Linked DNA regions of Homo sapiens: region 2 is linked to region 1. A link is a contact called in ENCODE Hi-C or POLR2A ChIA-PET data. All regions are on one chromosome and are shown on one strand. The core of a region is the stretch at or near the end of the contact, and the rest is flanking DNA. Distances in the headings are between cores, read along the strand shown. Region 1 overlaps CCDC141 (coiled-coil domain containing 141). Region 2 overlaps CCDC141 (coiled-coil domain containing 141).

Region 1 (4,779 bases), core at 495-2,994:
CTCTTGAAAATTCACTTCGTTGTGCCTTGAGTGCACTGGGTTTCCTAATTGTGAACATTCCTGTTCTTAGAGGAAGTCATGCTCTCAAGAACTGTGAGGGGTTTGAGATTTTACCCTACATTCAAGCTAACATGTTAACTTATCACAGTTTCATGGATGATTGCAGAAGACACCTGACCTCTGGCTCAGAGGTGATTGATTATAGCAAAGCAGCAGCCAGAGTGTCAGCATGCCACATCAATTCTCCCAGCCCCAAATCCCCCTGAGTGATGCAGATGGACCCAGATGGATATATGCAACTGCAGCAGGTGGGGTTCAGGAGAGGAACCCTAAGCTTGGGGAATCTGTAGTTTTACAGCAAATAGGAAGCATGCCTGCTCTTTGTCTTGAAGGGCAACATCACCTCAATCCTGAAGGTTGCTAGTTGCAGACCCAACACTGAGAAGTGGCCCAGATATAAAGGGATCAGAGTCTTGTATTCTTGACCTACCAGTGAGATGTGTAGGAGCACCAGAGATCCATGAAGAATTTTCTCTCCCGGCACATGCAAATTGGATGTTAGCACTGCAGGAATAAAAGGTGAAGTCAGCACTTTACAAAAAGGTACTTTCCTTGAAAATCAATTTCATTCTTGAAAAGTGGAATTATTTTTCAGCAAACAACTTCTTGTTCCAAATTCGTTGAAGCTATGTCAATATACTTTTTCAATTTCTATGTCAAATACTAATGTATCAAATTTGTTAGTGTAATGGGCAATATATAAATGAGTGAGTGGGATAGCTTGAATATCTGCTTGGTAAAAAGTGAAATATATGATTTTTTAAATATACTTTTTACTTTTTTGAATTTAGTTAAAATAAAAAGAATAAATATCCAATTTTATCTGCAGAATAGACTTAGTAATTTTCTCATATCATATATATTCCTTTTTTCATCCAGGTTTTATCATATTCCTGGTTAAAATCATTGAGGAGTCCCTCTTCCCCCTTTTCCTTTCATTTTCTTTCTTTCTTTTTTTTTCAGGGGGTGGGGACAGGGTCTCACTGTCACCGAGGCTGAAGTGCAGTGGCATGATCACAGCTCACTGTAGCCCTGACCTCCGGGGCTCAGGTAATCCTCTCACCTCAGCCTCCCAGGCAACTGGGACTCCACCATACCAGGCTAATTTTTTGTATTTTTTGTAGAGATGGGATTTTGCCATGTTGCTCAGGCTTGTCTTGAGCTCCTGGGCTCAAGGGATCCACCCTCCTTGGCCTCCCAAAGTGCTGGGATTATAGGTGTGAGCCACCACACCCCACCTCCTTTCATTTTCATTCATTCCCCTCTCTAACAATTCTAGATAGGGATATTATTATTTACTAGAAATATTTTACAATAATTTATTTTATTATTTAAAGGTGAATTCATGAGAATAATTACCCTTCTCTTTAGATATTCACTTATTTAGTATATATTTATTGAGCCACTGCTATGTGTCAGGCATTGTTCTAAATGCTAGAAAATAAATAGCAGAGAACAAAACTTACAAAATTTGTGAAATTCAGTAAAATATAATTATCACTTAATTGCCCACATTGACAACAGTTCCCCCACTGCCTTTGTCCAGTGGCTCCAGGAGTGCAATTGATTACCTTTAATTCTGCTAGGGTTTGATGATTACCCAAGGTTCAGGAATGTTTCTCACCCAGAGGAAGTGTCTGGCAGCCTGTGGCTTGAGATACGGATGTTTGGACCTGGAGTGAGCAGCAGGTGGCGATGTTGAGACAGCATTAGGAACTTGCTGCTTGCTGTAAACCAACCACTGGATTCAAGTGGAGTGAGCCATATAACTCAAGAATCTGATATACTTCCTGTTCTTTTTAGAGTTTCCTAATGTGTTTGGTGAATGAACCTATTTGTCAAATCGCTTAGCAGAATATACAAGTAAGTGTCAGTTGTCGACATTGACTAATAGTTGATTGGAGAAAAGTTCCTCTAATTATCAGATGTTACTAAGACTTATGAGAACATGGCATGAAATATGAATATAGCACCTATTAGAATAACTCATCTCGATCCTCCAAAATATTCATCCTTCGGGATTATAGATTATCTTATTTATTATACTTCTAGTGTGTTCACAGAAAACAAGCTAAGCTATGGTTGATATTTATTGATCACCCCAAACGTATTTATCATTGTTAAGGGAATGTAGTTTGAATCAGAGATAAATATACAATATGTTTCAAAAACAGAATGAGGTGAGCCTGTATTTACAGGACAGCTGCAATTGAACCCAAAACTGTAAAACATGACTGATTGGTCATAATGTATCGTGTCCTATGCCTTCCATTTCCAGGCACATGATTTCATTGAAGAAAGCAAGCAGAGGAAACTGAGGCCAAATCCATTTTATGAACATGGTCTGATTTTTGGGTGGTCAGCCTGAAAGCAAAGATGAAGCAAAAGTTGGGGTGGCCAAAGAAACACACAAAAAGTAGTTCGAAATGTAACAATTGTCATAGCTTCCGTTGTTTCTGCCATAGCTATTGAAACATTAATGTCCTTTAAGAAGATGATGTTGCTTTTTCAAGATATTTACAGTGATCCATAGTAATGCTTATAGCAACATCATTGTTTCAGATGCAAACAAAATAATTAAGCATGGAATTTGTATACTTTTTTCATTTATATATACGTGATATATATGGGATATTAACATTTTCAAAATAAACACATTTTAGGCCCAGCTGATGAAAAAAAAATAATTAAAATGGTCCAGTTGTTGTATAGATTGAAATTTTAAGAAAACCTGCCCAAGTAGAGTACCTAAAAAAATACTATGCAGAAGGAATTTATTGAGGTAATATAAATGAATTCAAGTAATAGGCTAAATGTTATTAGATATCAAGGAAAATATAATTACTTTCAGTTTCATAATTCCTCAGCAGCCTGTCTTAAATTCCTCTTTTTCAGAACAACTCCCCTTTCTCTTAGAAATAACTAAAGCCACTTATGTTCCCTCCCTCTCTTCTTCCATATTTGCATTCAGCTAGTATGTTGTGTTCCTATTCTTGCCATGCATCAAATGGGTACTTGAGCGAAAGCAATGAAAGATATAATCCCTGCTTTCCAGACCTTCTCAGTCAAGTTTAGATGAGAGGCCAGGGAACAGAGGTGCACTGGGTTGTGGGAAAGCTATGATGGAGAAAGCCCAAAGCATTAGAACACACAGAGCAGAGACCCTTAACCTGGCTCAGGGAAAAAGAGTCAAGGAAGGCTCCCCAGAGGAGGTGATCACTGAGATAAGTTTGAAAGGATGGGGCAAGAAGGGCCGAGGAAGGGCTGGATGGTACAAAGTCATGCCATGTTTGGGGAACCTAAGATAATTCAATTCGCCAGGAATGTAGGGTGTACACCTAAAGTGATGAGAGACAAAGGTGGTAGAAGCAGGTGGGGAGATCAGGAAGCATTTTGAATAGCATGCTAAGGAGTTTCTATTTTATGCTGAACATGTCTTTATATATGCAGAGATATTTAAGAATTGAAAAAGTCATGATGATGCAAACCTCACCACAAGAAACAGATGATGTCTTAATTTACCCTCTTCCTGTACTCCCTATGACAGAGTGATGAGTGTAGTGTTTAGAAACCTTTGATTTTAGAGCTCAGAGGTCAGGCTGTTTAAACCACAGCAAGTATTTGATAAATATGGCTACATTATTAGCATACAATTATTAAAATAGATATATCATAGAAAAATTATAGAAAAAGAAACATCTTTAACATCTTAAGTGTCTCATGAGAGCTCACAACTCAGTTCATATCTAATAGTCTGATAATCAAGACATTCAATTTTATTGTCCTCACTCATGAATACCTTTCACATTTAAGCTGTCAATGGATTTCTAACGTAAGAGTGTATTAATTGGTTTCTCTTCTATGTGCAGTATCAGATTGTTGCATCTCTCTGTTGGCAGTAAGCACATTCTGCTTAGTATTATAGATATTTATTTCTGGGTAGATTTCTTTTGCTAAATTAAAATTTCTTGAGGGTAAGAAACATGTCCTTTTCACTTTGTGTTCACCAGAACACCTAGAACAGTGACTTCTAGTTAGTGGGTGTTCAATAATTATTTGAATGACTAAGAGCAGTGAAATATTATAAACTGTAGAGTTTCAAGGCCAACTACATGAAATTGTTCATAGGAGATTATATTGATCCAAGGTACTTGGGACTTGACCATTTTGAAAGAAGATAATTTAATTACTTTAATATACAAGGAACACAAATTTTAAGCTTCATCTCTGCATCATATCTGAGAAGGCAGGTCTTGCTGTGTAAAGGGCTTGTCATCTACACATAGTGCCTCCTCTGAGACATCTCCAGGCAGCACTAATTGCTTGTTTTGTATCATTTCCATAATATTTCTCTGTATGCCTTAGAGAGAGATTGTGTCCTAATCTTCTTTGTGTGTCACATAGGTTCAAAAAACTTTTGTCGGATGAATGAATAAATGACTGGCCATGTGACAAATCAATTTACATTTTGAGCTTGAGTTTTCTCTTTTATAAAATCAGTCTAATATTCCTCATCTACTTCAGAGAGTCTCATTCAATAATAAAAGTTCTTATAGTTGGTGATAAATTGTACACACTCTTTTTGGGATACAGTTGGAGTGTAAAATAAATGGAATTGTAGGGTATTAAGTGAAAATTAGAAATGTTTGCTAGCATTACACTTTGCCAAAATAACAGTAGATTTTGGAGCCAGAATGCCTGAGTATGAATCTGATCTTG
Region 2 (5,155 bases), core at 1,907-4,406, 54 kb after region 1:
CAGGAATGAGCAGCCAGATACATGCGGGTTTGATTTAGGAATCAGGTATCACTTTAGCATGCTCTTACATTTTAAGAGAGATATTCTTCCCATTTGCTTCCACTACTGATCCAGTTAATCTTTCATGTAACTTACAATTTCACATTTAAATGACCTCTGAGAACTTTGAGTCTTTGTCACTTCTCCTTTTTTGTGGACATGTAGTGCGTGTGCACACCCTGGACTTTCCCACCACAGGCCTAAGGGAAAATAATCAGAAGGAATATTTTCCGTGTCCCTTAGGAAAATAAAAATATGTGTGTTCCAGTTTATATTGTGAACAGCAGAGCCCAAACAGATGGCAGTTTCCACAGTGGTAATAATATTTGCTATCTAGACATTATTATCGTTGTTATCATTATTAGTCTTTGGGTATAGCTGCTTAAAACTTACGTAAAATTAAATATGATACGTTATACTGATTTTTTTCTGCATAAACAATTAAAATTAGATAACATGCCAGAGGACTAAACCAAGTATAGCATTTATGTTTAAAGTTGATTTTTAAACACAGTTTCACTTTCAATGTGCTTAAAGTACTGTTAGAAAGTTCACAGACTCTGACTTGCAATGGATTTTTGAGAATGTCCAGTTCAGTATGTTCATTTTTCAGATGGGAAAACTGAGGAGCATATGACTTTCATGTTATGAATATGCTACAGGACAACAGAGTTTCAGCTCAGGGTGTTCCAGGGGATCAACTTCAGGCCACAGACTCATTTGTTGGGCACCAACATGCTTATGATTTGTTAAACTCAGAATTCACCATTTACATAATATTTCAGTGCCATTCAACCACTGCATGGTCTGATGTTAAATATCTTCTTTTTTTTATGCTTTCCTCTTCTATCCCTATTTTCTGGTATATCTAAGATGTTTGTATGATCTGATATAATAGTACAGTTCATTTGGTTATTTCAAAAAAATTTCTTTCTTGACTGTGCTGTAGCTAACTTACATGGTCTTAACTTCACTGAAAGCCCTTAGAAAAGAACTCAATACCTCAAGGCAAAATAAAGTGTTCTAAATGTAATTTTTAAAAATGTAATGTGATGTGCCTTAGAGACAACGAATGATAGTTTGTGCTTTATCTTTGAGAAAAAACCATTTTTTTCCAATTTCATATGAAGACATAGGAAATTGTAGAACCTTATTTTCTTCATGTCTACCTACTAGAAAAATAATCTTCAGACTGCCAGACTTTGTGCTTTTTCCTACCCATTTCACACAAAGATACATTTGTATGCTTGAATGTTGAATATAATTCATATTTTTTCTTGCCTGACTATATAAATAAGTTGTTCATACACAAAGCACAGTAGACATATTCTCTGCCATATTACATGACACAGAAACATCATTCTTTACACATCCACATTTAGAAATGTAATAAGTAAATATCAAGCATGCTTTCTTCTTTGAACCTGACCAAAAACAGTACCTTTACATTTACATGATGTTAATGGAAATTTGTAACTCGAGGCTCATATTACAGATCACAATTACTTTGCTGAAAAGAATAGTAATGACAGAATCGGGTTGGTATCCGTGTTCTCAAGTTTTCCACATAGAACTTCCAGATAATTATTTACCTTACCCTGAAATTTTCCACTGTAGCAACATCTTACCCATCAGGAATTATGCAGAAAAGGACTTAGTATATATGTTCCATGTATCGGTCACATGTTCTAATGGCACAAATTCTTTTTTCAATTCGAATAAATCAGTCAAATGAGTTACAGGGATACAAGTCGATTAGTAGCAGTAAATTAGAATAGAGGAATAGTGTTGCTATAGACACATACGCAATAAAATTAAAACCGTCTGACATTGTATAGTGCTTTGCCACTGACAAAATGACCATGGACTGCTACCCACTGGCAGGAAAGGAAGCAGAGAAAGAGTTTGCACAGACGGCAAAACACCCAACAGGGCAGCACAATGGTATAGTGCAGACAATAATTATTTTTCAAGATTTATAACCTGAATTCATTATTTTCTTTAAAAAGGACTCCATTATATTCACTCAACGAATGTGTTAATGTGGCTTCTGTGTACCAAGCCATAAGAATACAAATAGCAGTGGCTCACACCTGTGTTTCCTGCACTTTGGGATGCCAAGGTAGGAGGATTGCTGGAGCCCAGGAGTTCCAGTCCAGCCTAGGCAAGATGGTGAGACCCTGCCTCTACAAAAAAAACTTTTTTTTTTTTTTTTTTGAGACTGAGTCTCACTCTGTCGCCCAGGCTGGAGTGCAATGGTACGATCTTGGCTGACTGCAACCTCTGCCTCCTGGGTTCAAGCAATTTTCCTGCCTCAGCCTCCCGAGTAGTTGTGATTACAGGCATGCACCACCATGCCCAGCTAATTTTCGTATTTTTAGTGGGGATGGGGTTTCACCATGTTGGCCAGGCTGGTCTTGAACTCCTGACCTCTGGTGACCCACCTGCCTCAGCCTCCCTAAGTGCTGGGATTACAGGCGTGAGCCACTGTGCCCGGCCCTACAAAAAATTTTTAAAAATTAGCCGAGCATGGTGATGTGTGCCTGTAGTCTCAATTACTTGAGATGCTGAGGCAGGGGGATCCCATGTGCCCATGAGTTTGAGGCTACAGTGAGCTGTGATCACGTCACTGCACTCTAGCCTGGACAAGAGAGTGAGACTCTATTGAAAAGAAAAAAAAAAAAGCACAAACATCCTCAGGAAACTTCGAGTCTAGATAGCATTAAAACCCATGGGACTTCACAGTCACAGCCATTCCTCTAGTGGGCCCCATCCTGGGTCCATCTGGATGGTATGTGTAAGAGGATAAGAAAGATTACAATTTGCTCTAAAAGCATCCATTCCATAAGGTTAAAATGTTAACATTTTGGTGTTTAACATCTGCAAAATGACTGTGGAAACTTCCTGAACAATAAACAGAGCTGAAGTTTAAAATTATGGTTATCATGTTCAGAAAACAAAACTTAACATATTATGAAGACACAAAACATGCAAAATGGATAAAATATGTATTACTGATGCCTGTTGCTACCTACAATTTAAGACAGAGCAATTGTCACGTCTTCCCAAGTTATCCCACTTTCAGCCGCTAGCGGCTGGCCTCAAGCACAAGAAGACAAGGGAGTGGTTGCCAAATGGAAGGAGGCCAAAAAGTCTTGTCCTGAAATCTCTCTGGTACTAAGTCTGAATATTCTACAATTGGGATGCCAAGGTAGGAGGATTGCTGGAGCCCAGGAGTTCAAGTCCAGCCTGGGCAAGATGGTGAGACCCTGCCTCTACCAAAAAAAAAAAAAAAAAAAAAAAAAAAAAGTGTTGTTTTTTTTTTTGAGTCTCGCTCTGTTGCCCTGGCTGGAGTGCAATGGTGCAATCTTGGCTCACTGCAACATCTGCCTCCCGGGTTCAAGCAATTCTCCTGCCTCAGCCTCCTGAGTAGCTGTGATTACAGGCATGCACCACCATGCCCAGCTGATTTTTGTATTTTTAGTAGAGGTGGGGTTTCACCATGTTGGCCAGGCTGGTCTTGAACTCCTGACCTCTGGTGATCCACCCGCCTCAGCCTCCCTAAGTGATAATTGATAATTGTAGCAAATGATTTGGGTTAAATTTTGAACTTTTGGGTCTCTTGATTTTGAATGAAGCATCCCTGGGAGGTGATAACATCACAGCTTTCTGTTACTGAATATGAGCATCAAAAAGCTTTTTTTCTGGAGTGAATAAAATGACAGGCAAGAAATGACATTCATGAAGTGGACATTGTGGAGATTGACCAGTCATTTTATATTTTTGCTTCTGGCCAAACATGTGCCATAGTTCTAAGGAAAGGCTTTCTTTTTAAATGCATTAAATGCATTTCTGTTTTAAATATCCCATGTCCCTCACACAAATTGGCCTTGACAGCAGCAAACTTATAAATAATACATTCTTATGCCAAAGCTGGCTCAACCAGCTTCGTCAAGACTAACAATAGCAAGCCAGCCTCACTTGGCATCAGCCTCTTTCCCTTCTGCTTCTTTCCAAAGAAGCTTTGTTTATTCCTAACCCTGAGAAGGGGCTTACGGCATGCTGGAAAATTTGGCAAAGATGCTCATTCTGCTAATTTCAAAATAGCTATAGTTTTTAAATCTTAATAACTTATTTCTAATTATAGCTATGTTAACTCAGTCTGTTTATTCTATGGTAAATATAGAAGAGCTGAACATGTGAAAAGATGGGAAAATAAAATTATTCATTAAAAATATATTTTCCCTAATTTTCTGAAGACTTTGAGGAACTTTAATATGAATTATAACACCATTTCAAGATTTCTAACAGGGTAAACTTTTTCTCACCCCAAGCTTGGGGTGTTTTTCTCCACTTATGTGCTCAACTTGAGCAGTTGTCTCAGCCCCATCCCGCCATTCCCCATTGTTGACAAGTTGACTAAAGTTAGAAACAGCTGTGTGAACAGTGATACCACAGCCCAGCGACTATGGCACTCAGTTCCTTTAAAAATATGACCACAAGTTATGTGGGGATTAGATGGGAAGTTAAGTTTTCATATTGGAAAGTGCAGGTAAGAAAATTAAGAATGGCAAGATTTTTCAATCGCTGAAGGTAGTTTCATGCATACTGCCTTCCACTTGTATCTGCAGTAGTCCTGAATTTGAGTTGAAAAAGGCACAGAGATTTAGTTTTAAAATGGATTTCCAGTGAAACCAAAAGAGAAAAGTGCCAGCAACTTTGTCAAGGGAGCTCATGTGTCAGAAAGAACTTGATCCCATTTCACATACTCATAGTGTCATGAACATTCTTTGACCTTATAAATCATCTTCAGTGGAAGTGCACACGTTCTGAAGCAAACAGAAATCAAATCACACTCATCATTTATCAGTCTTAAATTTCTTAATCCAAAGTAGATTTAAAATCTCATGGTTGAGAATTAAAGTATTAAATCTCAGCCTTTCTCTATCATATAGGTTTCAAATAGACATTGAACTTTCCCATTTAAAGCAGATGTAATCCAATGGTTATCAGGTTAATGACAGAGCCCCTCTTCCTTTCTCTAGACTAAGGTTTTCTGATATATGTCACATTTCAGTAGAGAAAAATATATGACTATATTTTATATATTCTTATA

The links. Hi-C counts contacts between places; a loop is a spot of excess contacts on that map. ChIA-PET counts read pairs that join two places held with the same protein, here RNA polymerase II (POLR2A). Pooled maps may share reads with other maps.
Region 2: a loop to region 1 is called in a pooled map, with 2.7 times the contacts of the local background. The contact joins two enhancer-like sites. A Hi-C loop is called at or near these places in 4 of 50 pooled maps. POLR2A ChIA-PET finds 5 or more read pairs at or near these places in 3 of 52 experiments (H1, WTC11 and activated T-cell).

Annotation. Positions count from the first base shown.
Region 1 is chr2:178,911,421-178,916,199 of GRCh38, reverse strand. All of the region lies in intron 7 of CCDC141 (coiled-coil domain containing 141), which reads left to right. It overlaps LOC105373766 (a long non-coding RNA gene), which reads right to left. Exons shown (of 4, transcript XR_001739140.2): 3 at 491-564. Among named protein-coding and RNA genes, the nearest start is that of TTN, 110 kb to the right of the region's middle. Within about 2 kb of position 1,744, at least 3 of the 41 ENCODE cell types and tissues checked have a DNase peak (open chromatin) inside an H3K27ac peak, as active enhancers do.
Region 2 is chr2:178,858,737-178,863,891 of GRCh38, reverse strand. All of the region lies in intron 17 of CCDC141 (coiled-coil domain containing 141), which reads left to right. Among named protein-coding and RNA genes, the nearest start is that of TTN, 54 kb to the right of the region's middle. Within about 2 kb of position 3,156, at least 6 of the 41 ENCODE cell types and tissues checked have a DNase peak (open chromatin) inside an H3K27ac peak, as active enhancers do.